Linked DNA regions of Mus musculus: region 1 is linked to region 2. Evidence: chromatin contacts called from ENCODE Hi-C or POLR2A ChIA-PET data. All regions are on one chromosome and are shown on one strand. The core of a region is the stretch at or near the end of the contact, and the rest is flanking DNA. Distances in the headings are between cores, read along the strand shown. Region 1 holds the start of 4933440N22Rik. Region 2 holds the start of Zfp239 (zinc finger protein 239).

What was found. A loop is a pair of places that touch in the nucleus more often than their neighbours do. ChIA-PET counts read pairs that join two places held with the same protein, here RNA polymerase II (POLR2A).
Region 1: a map of left cerebral cortex shows a loop between it and region 2 (2.1-fold over the local background). The contact joins the promoter of 4933440N22Rik here to the promoter of Zfp239 in region 2. A Hi-C loop is called at or near these places in 16 of 37 maps with a recorded cell type or tissue (CH12.LX, T-helper 1 cell, T-helper 17 cell and 5 more). POLR2A ChIA-PET finds 5 or more read pairs at or near these places in 5 of 5 experiments (Patski and embryonic stem cell).

The regions. Positions count from the first base shown.
Region 1 is chr6:117,906,106-117,909,697 of GRCm38, forward strand. It overlaps 4933440N22Rik, which reads right to left and starts at 2,100. Exons shown (of 2, transcript XM_017321877.1): 1 at 1,999-2,100; 2 at 1-1,736. The coding sequence starts at 2,100. The coding sequence ends at 1,005. Hnrnpf (heterogeneous nuclear ribonucleoprotein F) reads left to right here and starts at 677. Exons shown (of 4, transcript NM_133834.2): 1 at 677-734.
Region 2 is chr6:117,860,566-117,864,187 of GRCm38, forward strand. Zfp239 (zinc finger protein 239) reads left to right here and starts at 2,316. Exons shown (of 4, transcript NM_001001792.2): 1 at 2,316-2,577.

The DNA of each region.
Region 1 (3,592 bases), core at 850-3,349, 45 kb after region 2:
TCTCCAGTGTTTATATAGACAGCAGCTCGCGACCATGCATTGTAGCCTCGGCCGCCTCCATGCAGAAATGGAGTTCGTAGGAACCAGCTCGTGTTCCTACGCCCGCCTAGGCGGCTCTGGAAGCTTCAAAAATAATCTTCACTTTAGCTTGTATCTCGACATCTCGCAGAGAATCCTCCCAAATTATTACACATCAAGAAAATCTGTCCCAGCGTTCACATAGTGCTGAGAGTTAGAAACTTCAGACAAATCCCTCCGGACTGCCTGAGATGCCCTTAGGCGGTCTTTCTTTTACATAAGACACCATTCTAGTTTTCCGCACGCATGCGGTCATTGATTCCTTTGGGATCACTTTTCGGGATGCGGAGACACGCGTGCAGAATTCAGCGTCCACCGACTCACCAGCCCACAGGTCTCTTTATGGACAACCCCCTCCACCTTGCTGTCTCCCCCCCCCCCCTCGTTTGCCCGCCCCCTCCCCCTGCTACCCCCCCCCCGCAATGTTTGCGCCTGCGCCGTCACTGTCCTCTCCGGGACTCAGAGGCGGGTCCACAGCTCTCTAGTCCCGCCCCTCTCCCTCCCCCGGCCAATCCTAGGCTCCGTTCTGGGCTCGTCAGAATGGCGCCGCGGCTGCCCTGTGCCCGGATGTCCGCTGCCTGAGGCTCCGCCCCATCACCGTCTTGCATCCTTCCGGCTCCGTCGTGGAAGGAGGACTGCGCCTCGTCTTCCTGAAGGTGGGGTTCGGGGAAGGCCAGCCCGCGGTCACGCCGGCTGTGGGAAGGGAAAGTGGGCTCCCCGGGCTACTGTTTCCGGGTGCTCGGGGCGTGGGCCGAGCGGGGAGCGGACCGGGGATCAGGAGGGCTTCCGGAGGCGCCGCTGGCGCTCGGCAGGCGGGAGTTGAGGAGCAGGCCGGCCGCGCGGTTGACTCGCCCCGCTGAGGCCGTCCCGCGAGCGCGCCTGTGGGGGTTTCCATGGTGACAGTAAACAAGCCTCAACTGCCTCAGCTACAACTGCCAAGTCCCCGGGGTTCCACCCTCCTCTAGGTGCTCTGAGGGCCGGCGAGGTCCGGATGTGAGTGGGAGCGTGGAGCCGAGAAGCCGGAGGTGAGGGCCGCCGGCGGGGTGTGCTGGCGCCTGGGCCCGGCGGGCGTTGGATGGCGGGCGTGGGATCCGGACTCGGAAGGAACGGGGCCGAGGTGGCCGCCGCACAGCCATAGCCGTGCGGAGGCTGCCCACGGAGCTGGGGACCGCGTGGCCGGGGTTTGGGGTCGGGAGCCGAAGTTCAGCGCATTTTCGACGGGGATTGGGCCGCGTGGCCGAGGTGTGCGGTCGGGGGAGCGGGGACTGAGGGCTGGAGTCCGGTCGGTAGGGCCGGGCCTCTGGGCTGAGGTGTGCGGAGGGCCTGGGAGACCGCAGCCGCGGCCCACGCCCGCCCGGAGAAAGCGCGGCTTTCCTCAGAGCCGCCCCCCCACCCCGCCCGCAGGCGCGGCTTCCTCGGCGGGATATTGGGGGGGGGGGTGAGGGTGGAGCGCTTCTCACCCACCGCGGCTTACGCTCTGTCAGCGGCCCCCCGGCAGGCCCGGGCGGTGGTTGTAGTTTGGAGAAAGACGAGCGGGCGCTCACGTGGCCCGAGGCGCCCGGAGTTTCACAAGACTGGGCGGGACGGCTCCGCCCACCGCCCACGCCCGGCCCGAGCGAAGCCGAGCGCCTCGCTTCCTCCTCGTGGCGGCCCGGGAGCTAGGAGCACCGGTCTGCGCCGGTCCCGTCCCCCAGAGGTATCGTGTTAGCGTGTGGGGTGCGGAGTCTTTGCCTAGGTGGGTTAGTCGGCCTTAGCCGCAGTTACGAGCACTTTTGTGCTGTGTTTGTGGAGCCTCACGTGTCTGGGAAAAGTTGAGGTGGGCCCGCTCGGCCTTCCCTCGGCGCGTGCTCTCCGGAGCCTTCCCGACCCGGCGGGATCGGAGAGGCAGCCCCATGTGCCCTAAGACTCCCACCCAGCGACCTTTTCTGCCCCTGCCAGTCCGGGAACAAACAAATGGGCCTCTTTCCTACCTGCAAGTCGGGCTGCGGAGTAAGCGGGCGAGCGAGCGCGGGTGGCCGCCATGTGGCTGTGCGGGATCGGTCTCCTGAACCTGGGCAGTTTTGTTTACGGAACTTTTGGGCTTATTTTAGTCGGTTTCCTTTAATGTTTATTTGTGCGTGGAGGTGAGGGGATAAGGTGAAGAAATGGATTTTTCCAGCACTGGGTCCTTGGGATTGAATTGAGGGTCCCTGTCACAATGATCTATCGCTCTGTCCAGGGGGTGGTTTAAATATTTAATTCTTCTAGTTGAACAAGACAGACGATATCTGGAAATAGTTAATACTTAAGTCTTTCTTCCCTTCGTGCTGCGGAGTGGAGGTCAAAACGTGGTTCAGTTCTTCCATCTGTGTATTCAGACTGAGCGCAGGTAGCTAAGGTCTGGCAAAAAGTGCGTTAGCCCATTGAACAATGTCGAAGTACTTTTGAGTACGCCGGGTGGCTATGCATGCTTTTGCGCTCAGCGCTCGGAGGTAGATCTCAGTTGAGAACAGTCTTACAGACCAAATCCTGACTTAAATTTTGAACTTTCTGCTTTTCTTATCTCCCTCGTGTTGCCATTAGTCTTACCAGCCTTTTTTTTTTTTTTTAAGTTACAAATCATTATGTAGCCACAGAGGATGACCTTGAATTCCAGATCACTCAGCTCCACCTCTAGATTGGAGTACTAACTCGACCACACCCCATTAGTAGTTACTGGGCATGGCAGGCTTTAGGCACGCTTTGTCAGCCCCATTCTGTCTGTATTATGCCCGTTTTTGTAGTAATTTTTAAAAAAGATTCATGGTTTGATTTGAAGGAAGGCCTGGGCACACTGGATCTAAAAGTAAATGCAAAAGTGATTACTTGTTTCTTGAGGTAGGGTCTAACTATTATATTACGCCTTGGCGCAAAATTACTGTATATTTAGATAAGGCTGGCTTCAAACTCAAGCAACACACCTACTTTTGCTTCCATAGTGCTGTGAATTGCTGGCATTAAAGGCATGTATCACGAAGCACAGCTAATACAAGGGGGTGTGTGTGTGTGTAACAGCTTTCTTTTGTTTTTCGAGACACGGTTTCTCTGTATAGCCCTGGCTGTGGCTGTCCTGGAACTCACTTTCTAGATCAGGCTGGCCTGGAAGTCAGAAATCCGCCCACCTCTGCCTCCCAATTGCTGGGATTAAAGGTGTACACTACCACGCCTGGCTGTATTTTGTACTTTTGAGATGTTTGGTTTTGTTTGGGGGGGGGGTTATTTTGTTCTTTTTGGATTTTCAAGACAGGGTTCTCTTTGTAGCCCTGGCTGTCCTGGAACTCTGAAATGTTTGTTTTATATGTGATTATATTTAAGACTTTAGTAAATGCCGAAATAAAACTACTGACCATTTGCTTACCAAAAAAATTTCAGTTCTCTGTGTAACCCACAAGTGAATGGTTGTGGGCAGATGATACCAGTAACATGGAGAGGTCAGAGAACAGCTTTTGGCCCACTTTGCTACTGTGTCTTCTGGGATAAAACTGGGGTCACCAGG
Region 2 (3,622 bases), core at 1,066-3,565:
TTTTATACATTAAAAAAACCAAACATTACATCTCTTAGAAACTATATCCAGCCGGGCGTGGTGACACGGCTTTAATCCCAGCACTTGGGAGGCAGAGGCAGGCGGATTTCTGAGTTCGAGGCCAGCCTGGTCTACAAAGTGAGTTCCAGGACAGCCAGGGCTATACAGAGAAACCCTGTCTGGAAAAACCAAAAAAAAAAAAAAAAATCACTTGGCACAGTAAAGCACAAAAATCATCCAAGCATTACAACTCTGAAACTATGTATTCAGTGAATCACAAATAGAACAGTTCTTTTTTTTTTTTTTTTTTTTTTTTTGTATTCAGTGGATGTATTCAGTGGGGGGCGGGTTTCCAGGAGCAGGTTAATAAATCTTTAAAGGTCAGTGCTCTTAACCACTGAACTAACTTTCCAGCCTCATGGTCAATTATTATTTAACATTTAGTGCCTGATTTTTTATAATCTTCAATGTATAAATTTAAACTATTTTAACTCTTTCTAATTAAGGTTTTCTTTACCACATAACAAAATCCACCTCTGATGACACACGTGTAGCCATATGAAGTTTTATTGTTGGGAAAGTTTTTATCATAATTGTTTTTTAAATGATTTAGCAAGTAAAGCATTGGTTTCCCTGGGGATAAGGTCATGTTAGTGGCCCCATCTCTAGGGATGATTTCTTACCCATTATTCTTGCCTAAGCTACCAGGAACATGTAAATAAGAAAAGGAATAAGAAGCCAGGCATGGTGGCACACACCTTTAATCCCAGCACTTGGGAGGCAGAAGCAGGTGGATTTCTGAGTTCCAGGCCAGCCTGGTCTACAGAGTGAGTTCCAGGACAGCCAGGGCTACACAGAGAGACCCTGTCTCAAAAAACCAAAATTAATAAATAAATAATAGAAAACATGCACCTTGGATTCCTAGAAAGTGGAAAGTGATACCATACATATTGGGTTTAAATGTTATAATCTATTTTTATCTGAATGCACAACACCTAATTTAAGCATTCCAAATAGCCTTGACTTTAAAACGATCGGCCTTTCCTAGCCCCATTCTGTTACTAGTTTCTGCTATGAAATACCTAAGACCCTCTGGGCAGAACAAAGTTCAGTACTCTGGTAACTGTTAACAGTGTGTCCAGGGACCTGGAGAGATGGCTTAGTAGTTAAGAGCACTGACTGCTCTTCCAAAGGTTTAATTCCCAGCAACCACATGGTGACTCACAACCATCCATAATGAGATCTGAATCCCTCTTCTAGAGTGTCTGAAGATAGCTACAGTGTAATCCTATAATAAATAATTAAATCTTTATAAAACAAAACAAAACAGTGTGTCCAACCTTCTGTGACACACCACTGTCCTTTACAAAGGCCACATTCAGAAGAACAATCGGGCTGTTCTGGTTAGGGTGCCTGTCAGCCAATCCTGCCAGACTGCGATCAATCCCCAGGATCCACGGAGAAGAAGGAAGGAGGTGACTCCTGCAAGTTGTCCTCGGATGGCCACACCCACGGGGGAAGGGCTTACACACACAGAGGGAAATATATGAACAAAAGATATTTGTAAAAAGAAGTCTCAAGTCTGAGGTTTAAGAGTTTTGTGATGGGCTTTCACAACGTTCCTGGGGACCATGTGGGCTACAGATTGGATGTTAATGTCACAGGTTTACCTAGAGATCCTTTTGGGAGACGACTGCACACTCAGAAAACACTCTGAAATCCTGTTGGTAAGTGAAACTTAGCGACATTTAATACTATTGATTCCTTAGAATTTCGTTGACATTTTCTTTCAGATTTAATGGCATCAATTTCTGGAGGGGTGGCTATTTTATGATTAAAATTATTTTTTGGGTTTGGAAGTTCACTGATCTATTAAGTCAACCTTATGATCCAGTTTTTAGTTCTTTATATCCAAATACATTATTGTTGATTCTTAAAAATATTCTGTTTTTAAGTTTGTGTGTGTGTAGGTTTGTACACATGAACACATTGTACATGAACACAGGCGCCTGAGTCCAGAAGAGGGTGTAGGGATCACTGGAGTTAGAATTACAGGCGTTGGTGACCTGCGCAATAAATATCTGGAGACTGTACTCCAAAGATAAGAGCATGGAGTAACCAGTGATCGATTCTTTTCTTTCTTTTTTAAATTTCGACACGGGCTTCTCGAACTCACAAACCTCCTTCCTCGGCCCTAGTGATGAGATTACATGCTGTGAATACATATACCACACTATTCACTTAAAGTGGTTATTAACAGCTTCAGAATATTTTTAAGGCTGAAGACAATTTTATAATGATTTTTTACCCTCTAGCATCATCATAACAAGTAAAAGACACCTTGGGGGAGTATTTTAAAACTGTATGTGTCTGCAACGAAAAGAGTGCACAACAACTTGAACTATTCAGGGCCAACCACAACCTCAAACTGGGGGCTCACAAGAGTGAGCCCATCGTCGCCGGAAGTGAGCTCGGAAGTAGCGCTTTCCTGCCCGCAGCCTTCTGGGACTTGTAGTTCGAATCCTCGATGATGCTCGGGAGTCCTGCGTTACCAGGTGTGGGTTCTACCTACAAGAGGTGAGCAGAGCTGGGCTGCCCCAGGGGTGGGCAGCGGTGTCCTGGTCCAAACTAGGGGGCATTACCACTCGGAGCCAGGCTCCGAGGCTGGGAAGGCTCCTTGCGGCTGCGATCCCACGTGCTAGCAGCCACGGTAACCCCCAAACCCCCAGTAACACCCCGTGCACCAGGCCACCCTCACGGAGGGCCAGGCCCCTGCAGCAGAGCAAACCGCAGCTCCGTAGACACCCTCCTCTTGCTTGACCAAGTTCTGACCTGGGTGGGTCCAATGATGATGTTGCTGGACATCAGGAGACCATGAGAGAGGCTCCTAGAAGAGACCCCTAAGAGTACTAAGGTTTCCGCTGCACAGCCCTCCCCTCTGCGACCTAGAAACCAGTCAGATTTCTGAGAGGACGGTCTGGCAAGGGATACTGGGTAGCTGTAATGCACGCAGTGAGAAGATGCACAGAACCTGAGAACACCCACTCCAGAACTTCAGTATTGAAATAGGTTGGTCTGAGGAGATGGGCATGTCAGAACTACCCTAGGCAGAATCTGCCCCTCCCTGAAAATATGACCATGCTTCAGGTGACTTGCAGTTTCTTTCACCAAAAATGCCTCATCTCTGAGCTAGATACAGCTTTTCTTTCTTAGAACAAACTAGGAAATCAGCATTGAGTATTTGCCTAGAGTGAGGTCCTTGTGGTCTTTCTCTTTATTGCCAAGCTTCATTGTGAGATTGGTATTTTATACAAGGGAACGAGAGCATTTGGGACCTTACAATATGTATCTAGCAAACGGTATCAACTGGTTCAGCATTGGGTCTGCTGACCCGGAAGTTCTATGTTAATTCTCACTACACTGCCTTGCCACCTTGTGAAGTACTCAAAACATCCAACCAAGCTCTTCTGAAAGGCTCTATGGAGCATTTTCTCCCTGTAGTCTGGAAGTCGGCTCTCCTATCGTACATTTCACTCGGTGTATGTTCCACGAGTTACTCTTCGTTGTTAAGACCAAAATATCTTGGGTAATGAGTTTGTAAAGAGCAAAGATTTGTCTGCTC